Linked DNA regions of Mus musculus: region 2 is linked to region 1. Evidence: chromatin loops called from intact Hi-C (ENCODE). Cell type or tissue: left cerebral cortex. All regions are shown on one strand.

Evidence for each region. Peaks named below come from ENCODE experiments on the same cell type or tissue, not always from the same donor. Only the 100,000 strongest peaks of a DNase experiment are listed, where the experiment ranks them.
Region 2: a loop joins it to region 1, with 4 times the contacts of the local background. A loop is called at or near these places in 14 of 42 quality-filtered maps.

Annotation. Positions count from the first base shown.
Region 1 is chr5:102,069,981-102,077,980 of GRCm38, forward strand. It overlaps a transcript of Wdfy3 not described here. Among named protein-coding and RNA genes, the nearest start is that of Wdfy3, 4.1 kb to the left of the region's middle. In left cerebral cortex, CTCF peaks have their summits at 62 and 4,290 (motif pointing left); DNase peaks (open chromatin) are centred at 290, 637 and 4,287; H3K4me3 peaks cover 788 bases; H3K27ac peaks cover 660 bases.
Region 2 is chr5:101,936,434-101,944,433 of GRCm38, forward strand. It overlaps Wdfy3 (WD repeat and FYVE domain containing 3), which reads right to left. Exons shown (of 67, transcript NM_172882.3): 11 at 7,448-7,915; 12 at 6,587-6,688; 13 at 5,007-5,200; 14 at 849-1,306. Among named protein-coding and RNA genes, the nearest start is that of Gm42135, 7.4 kb to the right of the region's middle. In left cerebral cortex, no CTCF peak of the experiment used is centred here; DNase peaks (open chromatin) are centred at 1,185 and 4,078.

The DNA of each region.
Region 1 (8,000 bases):
CCCGCTCCTCCCGCTCCTCCTACCAGGCCGGCCGCAGAAACTGCAGCCGCGCGGCCGGCCCCTCCCGCCTTTCCTTCCTCTTTCCTACTTCCTTCCCTCGCCGCGGCTCCTGCTTGCCGGCACCCTGGACAGGCGCGCAGCCCAGTCCGCGCCCCGCGCCCCGCGCCCCCTGCCCTCGCCTCCGGGCTCCCGGGTCCTCTGGCGCAGCGCTCACCCCCTCCTCCGGCTTCTCGGGGGACCCTGCTGAGAAAGCACCGCTGCGCGCCCCTGAGCCCTACTCCCATTGCTGGATGCTGTCACCAGCGATGAAAACACGCGAGCCTGCGTTCATTTTACTCCAGCTGGAGTACAAAAGAACTGCCCACGCTAGCTCTTTCACTACGCGGCCTCGAACCCCCACCTCCTCCGGTGCGGATCAGGACCCAGGAGTTTCCAGTCTCCAGGGTTGTCCTGGGTCAGTGACCTTGAGACCTTCTGCTGAGATTTTAGGTTTGCCCTTTCTGGAAAGGTCATTCTTTGTACCTCCATAGACCTGACCAACACAATGTTTGCACTAAATGAGTATGGATTGGTAAACTTGAAACAGCCAAGCGGACATCAGCTTGTCTCTGTTCCTAGTCCGCCCAGCGTACCGTTTGGGTCATACTTCTGTTCTGACGGTGGGGACAAAACTGAGTCAGCATGAATGCTTGAACTCCTTGAGTTGAACAGCTCAGAGTGGGGAAGTAGTGGTACAGAAACTGGAAACACGAGCTTGTTTTCCCAACACTGCAATCTACAGCAGTTTTAGGATTTCCTCTAAAAAAGAAAAAAAAAAAAAAAAAGCCGAAGTAATTTGGACTTGCTGTTTCCTTTTTTTAAGCCAGTTTGTGTTTGGAATTGGATCCAGTTGTACCGATTTACTCCACTGTTTGCTACAAGATTCAGCAGCTGTTCCGTGTGGGGGCCCCTGTTCCTGCTGTTCCCAGGCACCCGCTGGCAGGACAAAGCACCTTTCCCCAGGTGTGGAGAGCCATGCCTGTAAGGCCTGTGCTGGGTGGGGCTGCTGTTGGATGAGGTTGGGGGGTCCCTCAGGAGGATAGAAGAATTGTCCAGAGTTGGAGGCCAGGGAGACAGTCAGGGAAGGGAAGAGACCAGGGGCAGGCTACAGAATAAAAATGTAAATGTTACTCAATTCTGAAAGAGTAGGTCAGAACAACCCCTTTTAAAAAAACCTACTTTTATAACCAGATCATCTAAGGGGGAACAGAAATCCGATGCTTTGCCTCTAAGGCTCACAAAGTAACCTGTAAAGATACTGGCCATTCAACTGTTTTAACTCAGTCTGTGCCATCTATAGAATTCCTTTAAAGCCAAATAGGCTGTGCTATAGCGCTCTATAATACAGTTTTAAATAAATCATTACTGCCAGGTCGCTGGGTGGGGGAGGGGTGTGCCTGCTTCCTTTTCCTTCTTACTGCTCCTTCCTCCTTGGCCCTTTGATGTGTATTCTTTAGGTACCGTTCCTCCAATCTGCCCTTACACAAATGTACCACAAAATTCTCTTCAGCCTGGGAGTGTGGCAGGAAGAAGAGCTACTGGATGCATGGCTACATTAGGGTAAGAAAATCAGTTGAGTCAACACTAAGACCAGGGTGCCTTTCAGAAGGAAGATCTTCAACTAAATATGAATGAGGTTTCGAATTTTTTTTGTAATTATAATTGGGAGAAGAAAATTTATGAAATGTATGTCATCAGCACATTGATTATAAATGTCTTTCTGTTGGAAAAAAAACCATTGCAATAAAGTTCAAGGGTATATCAGTATGCAAATGTGGCAATTTTCCTGCTGGTGTCTTATAGAGAATATTTCACAAAGGTTTTCTCCTAGTGCACACATATACACCCAGCTGCCTTCCCTTGTTTTGCTGAAGCTATACAAATATAAGGATTATAAGGATGGTCTGGAAAAGACCCTTCCCAGTTGCTCTCTCTCAGCTCTGCCTCAGATCTGTCACCGCCACAGCTCTTACCTTCCTGGGTCTTTGTTGCCGGCCAAATGTAGTTTCTGTCATCTTGAGTTTAGGTATTCAAAACAAAACAAAACAAAACAAAACAAAACCCTGGTCAGCTCAGGTTCTCCAGCAACATGACTACTGTGTCCTGTGTATTCACTCAGATGAACTCACACTCCTCATAAAACAAAGACTGTGTTAAAGTGGAATAAGCCCTTTGTGCAGAGGCCAGATGGAAGGAGTTCTAGGCATGTGCAGCGAACTCCTCTGGGGATAGAGGAAGCTGAAGGGCTATTTCTAAACAGTTCTGCACCAGGAGTCTGATTCCTAACTTCCATTCAGAAATGAGGTGACTGTAGACAATAGCAGTTGAGGAGCTGTGCCTCACGACAAGTAAAAGCCATGGATTTGTGGTGACAGAAGACTCGTGAGCACAACAAGTGACTGGCGGGAGAGATGCTGAGGAGGGAGGACATGTTTTAAAAGAGAATTTCCAAAATTGTTAAGAGAAGCAATAAGCTCAGAATTCTCTGTTTAAGCATTTGCTTCTTTTATGTTTTATTTATAAAATGAAAGGTTAATGGCAAATGGGATTATCATTCATATATATACATATAAATGTATAAATTGACATATGCGTGTGTGTGTGTATAATACAATATGTATATAAACTAAATTCTAGATTTTTAAGATATTACCAGAACATGGAGTGTTACAGATGCTAGAAGACAAAAATCTACATAGACATTAACCATATTGACACATTCAAATTTCACTTCTATGCTAAAATATGTTGCTATCATATTTAAAATGTGTTTCCACTCTCCCAGGTTATTAGCTACAATAATAGAATTACCATATTGTTTCCCCTTGTTTAGAAGACCCAGATGGAAGGGAAACTGGGCAAGCAAATGAGTCTCTCTGGGGATCATGTGATCGAAATGTTTGTGGAAAAAAACATACCCCAGACCAGAAGACAGAGTTAAGTAAATGTTCAGTGTTGTTCTCATAATCTCTGCTCTTTGTAAAAGACAATTATCTCTGTTCCCTGTTTGCCTCTGACGGACTGTCTAGAATATCAAGCGAGGAATGACAAGCCATATTTATCTGTAATGATCAAAACTGAGTATCACTCTTTCCTCCTCAATTTAGAGGACTCCTTATAATTAACTGATGAGCTGTCCCCAAGACAGTGCCATTTAGAGTTGTTACTGACTCTAATTGGGGAGAAATGCATTTGGAACGTTCCAATTAGAAGCATTTTTTTTTTCTGCTGTTCTTGTACATACATTCAAAGGGAGCGCCTGAGCGTCCATGCCTTTTGTTTGGGCGGGAGGGGGGCTTGTAGCTTGATGGATTGTTTCTGTTTATACTTAAGTAAATATTACAAATGAAGCTCCTGTGAGCTCTAGAGTAACAAGAGGACCACAGGAGGAAACAGCAGACACATTTTTCTCTTCATTATCATAATGATCATTATTATAGTGGAAATGGGATATTTTGAAGATGCTGTTGAAAGCACTCCTAATTCCGTATATAGTGGAGGCCTCCTGATATTTTGTCTTTGGTTGTGTTTTTGAGATAATTACTAAGTAGGCCAGGATGGGCTGGGACTTGCTCTGCAGAACTCAAGGCCACTTGTATGTTTTGATTTCCCACTCCTCCCTATTTCTTTATGGAGTTATGAAGAACTTAGAACTTCAAAGCCAGCATGGGTGTGTGTTTTCCCAAGTGCAAGATAGCAGTCTGTGCTGTGGGGTTAATTTACTCATCAAACGACTATGGGAATATTGGGGGTTTGTTTTTTGTTTTTTGTTTTTTAGTTGAAGACATCAACATATAGCCAACCATGGGAGACTGAGGCTGCCTCTGAGTCTCCAGCCCAGAGACGTCAGAGTTGAAGGGGTTCATCTTTCTGGTGGGAATCTTTAACCGTGCCTTATTAAATACATTAAACTTTATTTTCCAAATTGCCGATCATCATTGACATGTTTTTCAGAAAAAAAAAATGTTAAGGAAGAAAGTTAAAGAAGATAAATGTGTGGTGAGACTCGGAGGCCGGCCTGAGCTACACAGTGAAGCTTTATCAAAAAAATTTAAAAGTAGGGTTTCCTATTTACAAAACTAGTAATAATTATTTGCAAGAAATTAGTAATTTGAAAGAGAGTTTAAGGGAGTTTGGGGATCAAAAGTGTGTAAGGTGACCTCTCACAAGTCCCTGTCATTTCATGGATTGCCTAGAGGACTCAAAACAAAAGCTGATTATAAATGCTTAAACAAGATAAAATACTGCCATCTGCCGGCCAGAGTGAAAATGTCAGTCAGACATCTCTAAGCAAGGAAAAAAAATCTAGGAATTTACTGTCTTTTCTGTCTCTCTCTCTCTCTCTCTCTCTCTCTCTCTCTCTCTCTCTCTCTCTCTCTCCCTCTCCCTCTCCCTCTCCCTCCCCCTCCCTCTCCCTCTCTCTCTCTCTCTCTCAACAAAGTCTCCATAAGTAGCCCTAGTTAGATTGAAAATTTCCACAGCCACCTGCCTCCACCTGTGAAGAACGTAGATTACAGGTGTGCACCACCATGCCTACTGTTTCAGCAAAGCCTCCTCATGCTAAGCTTCCAGGTTAGCCCTATTACTGCCTGTTCTATGTCTTCTAGTCATGCTAAAAGTATAAAGGGTGATGTATAACTAACACACTTCTTATATTTGAATTCAGGATTATTAAATGATATGCTAGCACCAGGTAGATGATACAAGAATTTTTGGTTCTACCCCATTAATGCACACAAAGTATTGGCAACAGGTGCACGATTCAAGTCTGGCTGTAACGTTTACAAATGATGTGCAGGGCTGCCACAAAGCCTATGTTCCACTCTCTCCTGCTGGGTCTCCTTAAGGGTAAGGATTCTACTTGGAAGTCTCCCAAGGCACACTTGTGACATTTAAATCGTTTTCATGCCCTTCATCCAATCCATTACCAAGCAGTTGGACTTCCTGCATCTTCTTCGTTTTTAAAGATTCATTCATTCATTTTACATATGTGAGTACAAAAATACTATACATATCTTTGGATACACCAGAAGAGGGCCTCAGATCCCATTACAGGTAGTCGTGAGCCACCATGTGGTTGCTGGGATTTGAACTCGGGTCCTCTGGAAGAGCAGCAGTGCTCTTAACCACTGTGCCATCTTTCCAGCCATTCCTGTATCTTCTTAAATATGAACTTTGCTTAATACTGCTTTCTCTGATACTAATCTGGTTTCCCTATTACAGCCAAAACAGTCTCACCTCTGCTTCACCCACATTACCCTGGACTCCTTTCAGCCCACTGTGTCTACTAAAAAATCTTCATGGCATTTGGGACAGGGTATAGTTTGTCACCTACCCATGGCTCCAGTCTTGGCTCAGAATGTGATTTCTTGCACTTTTTTCATGCTGGCCTGCTTCTAGTCTCCTCCTCCTCCTCTTCCATCGTCCCTCTGCCACAGGACCTTTGTACAGTCTGACCCACCCCGACCTGTTCTTCACCTACTCAAAAAGCACAGTTGTACCTGGCGTATACCTGCAAACTCAGCAAGACAAGTCAGCAGTTGTCAGGGCTTTTCCTGTTTTGGTAACATTTCTTTCCATTAGAGAAACGTTTACCTCATAGTAGAAGAGTGTTGACAAGCAATTAGGAATCATCGGAGCTTATTGAAATATAGTAATTTAACGAATGGGTACAATATTTTGGATTATTGATGATCTTAAACACAGGCTACTCTCCGTTGTTGGAATACCCGAATATTCATACAGTCCATTATTTGTTCATAGTTTTTCCCTATACGTTGTGCTAAGACTAGAAAACATATTTGTTTTCTTCACAATTGCCTACTGGGCTCTGCTATGCAAATCGCGGCATTGCTAATTTGGAAGCAAGCTGTCTTTAAGACGGCTTCATATTTGGAAAGCATCTATGGGACGCTGCCCTAGCTGGATCTAGACCTTCTACAGCTGACACTTGGCGTTTTAGCTCTTGTTCTTCCTTTCCTCTTGGCATCTGCTATCTTTAAAAATAAAGTTTCCTTTTAATGGAACTTTTGAAATGTCCACGGAGCGAGAATCAGCATGGTACAACAATAAAGGAGACCGCCATGGACACGCCCACCCGTGGGACCCGCCCACCCACGGGCACACCCACCCATGGGATACGCCCACTCACTTGCTCTTTGCCCTCCATTGATTAATTTTCATTTCATATGTATGAGTGCTTACCTACATGTATGTATGTGCACCGTGCGCCTGGTGCTTGGATGCACAGGAGGATGCCAGAACTGGATCTGGAAAAACAGATCGTGCGCTGCCATGCAGGTACTGGGAGCTAAACCTGGGTGCTCTGAAGAGCAGAAAGTATTCTTTGCTTCTTTCCTCTGACTTTCTTTCCTTTTGTTACATGATTTCACAACACAGCCCTCCCTGGCCTGAATCCTGCTATGTAGACCAGTCCAACCTCAAACTCATGTAGACCTACTATGTAGCCCAGACCTACTATATAGTCTCCCGATGTAACTAAGCTAGCCTCAAATTCACAACCCTTCTGACTCCACTTGCCAAGTGCTGGAATTACAGGTGAGCCTATGCCGGGTGCTGTAGTTTGTTGTTGTTGGTTTTTTTTTTTTTTTTTTTTTTCATTTTTTCTCAGTAGTTTGGGCTTCTAGATAAAAATCACTCATCAACAGAGAGGTCTCTGACTTTTGCCTTGTCAATAAATTTAATTCTATATTCAATTTAAGGTTCTGTAAAAATCAATTACATTACAACACAGTATGCCAAATATTTTTCAAATAAATCTGAATTTAATTCAATGGCTGTGGAGCCTAATTTTATGTTATCAGCTTCCCTGAATCATAGATTTCCCAGCTAGCTGGTTAAAAATGATCCTGCCGTGTCTGAGAGAGTGTTTCCAGTGATAGTGATGCTCGATTCAGTCTCCACCTCCTCTGGAGAACCCCGGCAAACAAGCCTATGACATTCAACACTGACTGTAACCACATATAACTTACAGAGTGTCTTCTTTTGTCATTGTTGAAATAGAGCCTTGCTTTGTATGAGCCAGACTGGCCTGGTGCTTGGGACTTCTGGCCTCAGCCTCCCGAGTTCTGAGGTTCCAGTACATCTCCGTTTTCAATATCCACTCTTCCCCAGTTCAGTCACTGACTTCTGACACTTCTCTGTTGAAACCCTTACCAAAGTCTTCAGTGAGCCCCTAATGCGGCACAAACCAGTATCTCTGAGCATGTCCTGTCCCTTTGCCAAGCTCTTCCCTCGTGTGGCCGCTCTGCACCTTCCTGGCTCCTCTTGTGCTTTCTCCTCCTTCACTTAACCTGCTTCCACTGCCCGACTCCTCCTTTCTGCTTGCTACAGCAATGCTAGAACCCTATTGCTCTTTCCTGTAATCTAGTGATTTCAAGGCATAAACCAGTATCTCCCACCCACACGTTCAGCCTAGAGCCGATGGCCTTCTTGGTGCTTTATACTCAGCTCTTGAAAGCACGTACCATCTCCTAAACCTGCTCTCCCCCTTGATGCTTCTCCGTGATGGCACTCAGCATAAAATTTGCTTTATGAACGAAAATCCTCGTGACGTTCTGGCCAGGGGTATCCAAACCCGAACCCACCCCACATCTCCTATATTCTCAGTGTCCCAACATGTCCTGGGGAATCATGATTGTGCTGTGTGCACCTGTCACCTTCTCAGACACCCTGCCACTTCCTCCCAGTCGTTGCCTCTATAGAGGCCACCAGGGACAAGCAATGCATACAGACGCACAGTGCCAGGGACACAGCTGGAGGAAGACTTGCAACATTTGTGCGCATGACCTGCATTTCTTTAAAAAAAAATTATTTTATGTATGTGAGTACACTGAAGCTGTCTTCAGACACACCAGAAGATCCCATTACAGATAGCTGTGAGCCACCATGTGGTTGCTGGGAATCGAACTCAGGAGCTCTGGAAGAGCTCTGGTGCTCTT
Region 2 (8,000 bases), 130 kb before region 1:
TGTTACTTGGTCTCTTTGTGGTTGAGATAGGAAAAAAAAAATCACTTATTGTACGGAAGAGAAGTGGAGACTATTAAAAATGACAATGTTCAAGCTGGAGAAGCCAGAACATGACTACATTGTTTTCAAAGAGGAAAATTAATTGAAAAACGTAGTCAAGGCGATGAAAATAAATGACCCTGGGTAAAGTAGCTCTCCTGTGCAGAGCCCGATTTCTCCATCACAGAATGCGTCACCTTACACTACAAATATTCACGTGCACGTTACCCATGAACGATGACCGGGACCCAGATGGTACTGTGCAGAGTTAATATCTCAGGGCCCGAATGTACAGTGGCCTGGCATGCAGCAAGCACTTGTTCCCTTCCTGAAGGACTAGGTAAACGATTCTGATGGACACTTGCCTGGGATGCCCCAGTGTCGCATGTCTCTTGGGGAGGCATGCCATCTCTCAAAGACTATGAAAGTGTGACAGTCTATCTGCAATCACCTGGCAATACGTATCACAATAACCATGTTGTCCGGTTGGTGACCAGGATGAACGCACCCACACACACCTAGTGTTCTCTGAGAGTAAGGAACAACACTCATGGCTCAAAAGGAAACATCCTAGAAGCTGTTCTGTTAAATGCAATGGGCGCAAACTGAACGCGCATTTACTCAAACACACGCTCCTGTGCTGCAAACTCGACGCCCGGACGAGGCTAGGAAGGGTCCTGAGCAGAGTGACAGACCTCAAGTAAATAGAAGATTCACTGGTTTTCACCCTCCTTCCAGTTAACCGGAGTCTAATGCTGAGGCTGTGCTGGGCACAGCCTGCAATTCAGACAGCAAAGCGGGGCCCATACCTGTCAAAAGAATCTGTGGCCACTTTGTAGAGATAGATAAAGAGTTTACTGCAGTGCCGCAGGGTCGGTGACACAGAGTCCACGGACACCGCCCCTTCCTCCAGCAGTCTCTGGAAAGGCTGCGTGTTTGACGGGAAGACGTTCACGGCACTTATTTTCCTGAGGTCTGAGAAGCAGCCAAGGAAGCGGACAGCGTCCGCCAGCTTTTCGTACTGTATCTCGGTCTTGAAGAAGTGCGAGTTGGCCGGCTCATAGCGCAAGGCTGCCGTCAGCGTGCAGAACACAGTGTGCAGGAGCTCCAACACCTGGCTCTGGCTCACCTTCTCCCAGCCGTTCTTGGGAGGAGAGCTCAAAGACCTCTCCATAGCAACGAGCAAGGATGTAATGTACACAAACCCTCCCACTTTCCTAAAGACTGTTCTTGAACGGTGGCTTTCTCGAAGGACGGACAGCAGGGCCTGCAAGGAGAGAGAAGGGAAACCGGTAAAATACATAGTGTGACATCACATGACCACGAAAGCTTGGGACTGTGTAAGTGATTATCAGGTGGGTTATTCTAAGGGGGAAGACAAGGAAGCGCAGCTGAGACCTGAGGGCTCTGATTCAGGCACAGTTTCTCAGGAGAGAGGACTTAGACATCTGTCTCTCTAGAAAGAATTAGAACCTGAGGCCGAAAAAAGGACCCTGCCCCATCTGACCTAATAACCACAGTGAAAGCAAGCCGTCCTGTCACCCACTCGGTAACACCTGATTTAAGTATGCAAGGCACCAACACTAGGCACCCTCACACTCTGCCTTCCGTAGTTGCTCAACAGTGCAGTGTGTTATGTAAGGCGGGGGCTTCTTAGCCAAAAGCCTTAGGTCCAGGAAGTCCTTCAGCTGTTTTCAGAGTACACATGCAATGATATACCTTAAGTCTGAACAGGAAATGTGTGTGTGTGCGTGTGTTTAAATACTTTTATCTATGACACAAAGCTCTACCGTAGGGGATTCTCTACATGGGACATCATGTTAGAAAGCTCTAGGATTTGAGGCTGGAGTGATGACTCAGCAACTATGAACACGGGCTGCTCTTGCAGGGGACCCAGCTTCAATCCCCAGCGCTACACGGGGGAGTCCCAGGTGTCTGTAACCAGGGGCCCAACATCCTTCCTCTTTCAGCCTCATAGGCATGTGGTGCACAGGCATCTACGCACTGAACAACAAATGTTTCTTAAGTTTTAGAGTTTGGAGTTCTTTTAAATTTTTGATTTTCAAAACGGCTGTTACCACCACCACCACCACCACCACCATCACTGCGTGAGGAACTATGGTGATTTTTAAAGTTATCAAGGATTCTGCACTGGGTTAAATGAATGGCCAGGGAAGGCTTAAGCTTAGGGAATTCCACTTCCCTAAATGCATCTACACACAATGTCGTGTTGTCCTGCTCTGTGGACTGACATCTGTCGACCTACGTTTCCGTTCTTATGACAACAACACTCTGCTGATCCGTCTTAATATCAGCAGCTGTGGTATTTCAGAAGGTCATTGTCTTCAAATATTACATGTTTCTAAGGGAAGCCAAAGACCGGGAAAGGCCATGCGCTAATACAGGTTACAACTGCATACAGTGTATGTAGCCATCTGGGAAAGGCCATGTGCTGATACAGATATAACTGCATATATTATATGCAGCTGTCCATATGACACACACCACTTCAACAATGATAAAGACTTCACTATATACTAAAACTTAGTTATTTTAAAAGAAACTATATAAGCTGTGCATATTACTAAAACACCTAGTATGTTCCTTCCACTCTTTTGCTGGGAATTTCCATTTTAAAAAGTATTTGGTAGCAACAGCATTTCTTTGTTGTCAAGTTTAGTAAATTATATTCTTAACAATTATAATTCCTGTTAAGACATTCCAACATTATAACAATCTTAAGGTTATGATATGGAGTGGATGCAGATCAGAGTCGAATGCAGGGATTCCAACTCTGGCTCCAACAGTAAACTGCGTTATCATAGCACTTACTCTGCCTGCCTGTGTCATGGCTTTCAGTGAGTATGAGAGAGATAATTAGAACTCTCCAAACACACACACACACACACACACACACACACACACACACACACACACACAGAGTTTTGTAAAGTGGCTGGCACATAAAGCTATCACTATTTTAAAGACACTAGGGCAAAATGTAACAAGTACATGACATGTGTAACTTTAACAACAAGGACACGAGAAATGACTCTACTGTGAACACTGTCCTGTCACAGGCCTGGGGGGGCGCAGCCCACTACACACTGAGGTTAGCATACACTGTTGAGTGGACTGTCACAGGCCTGAGGGCCCAGCCCACTACACACTGAGGTTAGCATACACTGTTGAGTGGACTGTCACAGGTCTGGGGACACAGCCCACTACACACTGAGGTTAGCATACACTGTAGAGTGGACTGTCACAGGTCTGGGGACACAGCCCACTACACACTGAGGTTAGCATACACCGTAGAGTGGACTGTCACAGGTCTGGGGACACAGCCCACTACACACTGAGGTTAGCATACATTTCCCTAAGAAAGTGGTTGCTTGCTGAAGATGGAAATCGTATCTAGAAATCATGGATCAGTAAGTTAATGAAAGCATAAGAATTTTAACGACTCTTCTGACTTAGGCAGATGCTACTGAAATGCAAAAGGAGGTTTCTAGAGAAAGCCCATTAAGACTCTTTCGATTAAAACTTTGTTTCTCACACTGCAGAAGTTAAAAGCACAATTCTGTGGGCAGTCTGACCGTGTCCTCCACCCACTAGACTCACACTTCAGATGTCTAATCAAGCTACACTTCAGGTTATAGTGTCTAAAACACAGGGAGGGTCTGGGGGCAAGGTCTCTCTAGCATAGCTTAGGAACTGCAAGAAAATAAATCAAATTAAAAAAAGTAAACTGTTACAGGGACACAAATAACACCTATCTTATTAGCAAAAGGCTTATGTGAGTGGATGCCTGTGAAATGTGCACACAGGGATCTGTGTTAGTTGCTGTTATAATTAAGATGGTTTTTTCTCGAACTTAGAAAAACAGCTTCAAATGCCACTCAATATTCTTACACGCTATTCCTTGCTTGAGTCACCAAAACTCACACGGAAACAAATTAAAAAGGAAGATGTCTAACTTTAGTTAGCTCTGGAAATGTCTCACACGGCAATGGCAGTTATGCCAGCAACTCGAGAAGACACAGGTGCGTAGGTCCTAGGAGGCAGGATGGCGCAGCAGAGAGCGCGTGTAGAGGCCCCACCCAGAGGAACACAGCCAAACTCACTGCCTTCCTCCTCTGCAGATCAGTGCGCTGACTGCTCTGCAAGCTTGCTATGGCGTGAGGCAATCAAGGGACACATTAAAGGAGACCGTTAGATATTTACTAGGGTCTACTACGGACACGGAAATGATAAACGTGTATATGCAGCATCACGTAACATGTTTCACGTATGCGTAACATTGGATGGTGAGAACCTAACAGATGATATACATATTTAGCTTTTAGTCATTCCACATGAAGCCAATGAGTCAGGACAACTGTTGCAAAGGTCAGTCCCTAGAAGGACCTGAGATACGGAAAGACAAACCCCAAATGCATATAAACTGTAGAGGCTTTGTTAGTTTGGATTTTTAAAAATTTCTCTTTGGTAGGCTGCAGATTCAGCGGTTAAAAGCATGAGTACTGCTCTTACAGATGCCCAGAGTTCGATTCCCGGCATCCCCGTTCCCCTAAAACTCCAGCTCTGTGGGATCTTAAGCCCCTGCCCTTCACTGGCACCAGTTACACTCACACACGGAAAACACCCAAACACACAACTTAAAACAGTGATAAAGAATGCCCTTGTTGTGTATGTGTGTTTTAAGATTTATTTATTATTGTATGAGTACACTGTAGCTGTCTTCAGACACACCAGAGGTGGGCGTCAGATCTCATTACGGATGGTTGTGAGCCACTATGTGGTTGCTGGGATTTGAACTCAGGACCTTCAGAAAAGCAGTCAGTGTTCTTAACCGCTGAGCCATTTCTCCGAGCCCCAAGAATGTCCTTGTTGAAACTAAGTCCATTTAATTTCAAAAGGACCCCGGACTTTATCAGTAAGGAAGCAGACATATTGGTCAACTGTACCCTTAAGATGTCAGTCTTCAGCTGCAGCTCTGTGGGTGGGGCTGAATGCATGAGCCCCAGGAGAGTACCCATGTCGTCCTCCCCATTGGGAGAGAGCACCAGCTGCTGGATGGTCATCAGGGCGTGCTGCCGGCACTGCGGGTATTTCACTATATTGTGGGCGCACCTTGCTCCGCCAAACTCTCGGAATATTCCTAAAGGAGGAGGAATAAGGTCAAAGGTCTAAGTTAGAACATCCAGGGCGAGTCGGGCCTATTAAAACGTAACTGCTTCTGTAGGAACAGGTAATTCAAGAGAACTGCTTGGGAAGCTGACATACCTATCTTACTTTTTATATTACAATGTAAACGTTGCACTGTAGCATACACAGACACTTTCTATCGTTTTAACATACAGTGAGTGCTCTGATACAGTCACCATGTCATTACTGTCTGTGTCGACCAAGCTGACCTCAAACTCAGAGATCTGTCTGTCTCGGCCTCCTAGGTGCAAGGTTTAAAGTCTTGTTGTGTCACACCTATGAGCCACAGCTATGAAGAAGTATTTTAGAAATAATTTCTAAAGAGTATACAATATAACTTTATAAAATAAATCTAAAAGACAATATACTATACAAAGCAATAAAATGTTTTAAGACAGTAACAGCATTACAGGTTTCGCCCGGAAGGTATAAGCCAAAATGTCTCATTTTCAGGCTGTGACGTTTCCATTACCGGAATGACTACCATTACCGAACTGTTGTGATCCTGATTTAATGGATTCCCAAGTTGCATGGGAATTCCCACATTTGCTTGTAAAATGCTGAAGGTTCTTGTCCCCAGTTGGTTTTTGATTGACCGATAAAGAGCCAATGGCCAATGGCTGGGTGGAAAGAGAGGCGGAACCTTTATAGTTGAGTGGGCTAGGAACTGGGAGGGAAGCAGAGGGAGAATCACCATGACTTGAGGGCAGAGGGATGAGACCTAAGAGCTGTGGGACAGAAAGGCAGCCAGCCATGTAAGAATTCAGGTAAGTGGTCCTAAGGGCCACTCCCCCATAGGGCCTGGGGCAGTTGGGCGGGAGCTAGTTGGGCTAGCAGTGGGGAGATGTAAAGATGCCTGCCTGGTCATTAAGCTAGTCAAGGCATATCAAAATTAACTGATGCTCGCACGCGCGCGTGCGTGTGCGTGGAATCCAAAGAGCTCTTGGGCGGGTGCAGCACCCACTGAGAGCACCAAGCTGTTAGCAAACTCCCTGCAACACTGAACAACTAACTTTACCATTACTAAAATGACTACACCATTACTGAATGATTGCACCATTACTGAATGACCGTCCTATTACTAAACAACTGTACAATTACTGAATGGCCACCATTATTGAACAATTGTACCATTACTAAATGGCTGTACCATCCCTGAATGACTGTACCATTACTTAATGGCTACACCATTTCTAAACAGCTGTACCATTACTAAACGGCTTTACCATCCCTGAATGGCTGTACCATCCTTGAATCACCGCTTCTCCTTTAACAGCAGAAGCCTTAGCAGACAGACAGAGCCACTCCCAGAGCTCTGGCCCGAGGCTTTTCCTCTCACCTGCATTTGTGTTGGACCCTTGAAGCAGCACGGTCAAGGCCTCCATCACCAACAGAGCCAAGTGTTTTTGGTCTTCAACTGAACTATTGTTTCTTGAGTCCCCTAGAAAATAGGTTCAAAGATTCAAATCATAAAAGCATTGTTTTCTGGCCAGTTCCACTTGAATTATTAATTCTCCTTATTGTGTCTTTCACATTTACTTTCTCCACTATCACACATGCTAATAACATACCCTTTGAAATAACACATGCCCAGCACCTGCCCAAAATATGTTCAAATTGATGTTAACAGATTTTTATTTTAGTGTGGGAGGAGCTAATTATGTAACAAATATTCCAAATGAAAATGGCAAACCCAGTTAACCCCATCGCTCTCACTGATTCTAATCAGAGAGGCCGAGCAGAGAATTCTGAATATGAGTCAGAGGCATTTACTCACAACTTAAAGCTTCCTAATGGCTAGATAGGAGTACCTTCATCATATTTACCAAAAAGGCACCCAATGATGTTTATGAAGCATCCTGAAATGGACCCATTTGTCTCAAAATTTACTGAAAAACATTTTCAGATACCCACATTTCATGGTACTTAACTATAAAAAGTAATAAGCACAAGTCATGACAACCATACTTACTTTCCCCTTACTTTGAACCCTATTCTACTACTGTAACATAATTCTGGGCGCCCCTTACTCAACTCCCTAACAACAGGTGAAAAAAAGTCAATGCTGGAGACACTGGCTGGAACCCATCACACTCACAGACAACAGGAGCTCGTTCATATCGGCAGTCCAGGCACGCCCCAGCCCCAGAGCCTCCCTGACTGACTTCCCAAACCGAGCATCAACTGGGGAAGTGTTTACCTTGCTCATTGAGTGCCTGAGCTGGATCCTTCAGGAGGGCAGCATACTTATGCAGAAGGTTTACCATGACCTCCAGCAGGCCCACCTCCCTGAAGACATCTTTAAATATGTAGTCGTGCCTTGTAAACTTCAGAAGGGTTTTCATTGCAATGATGCTACAGTGGTAAGAAGAGCTGGACTTTAACAGGATGCTGACGCTAATGAGTTCTTTACAGGGGATATAATTCAGGCTAAAAACAACAAACTCCAGCATCTCGAAGTATTTGTTCTGTACTTCTGGGAGTTTAGAGATCTTCTCTGCGAACTGCGAGAGGGTATGCTGGGACTCCAGGATGAAGTAATTAGCGTTGTCGGCCATATAAATGTTTGTGATGGCGTCCAGGATGATTTGGGCGAGGAAGTTGGTCTTTGCTTTTAAAAACGCATTCTGGAGAACTGCGAAGGCCTGGATGTTTCTCACACTGTGTCCTGAAACAGCAAGCAGGGACACACGTGGGTGCGATGCCACGTTAAATAATCATAGAGAGTCTGTGTCAACACACAGTGAGTGTCA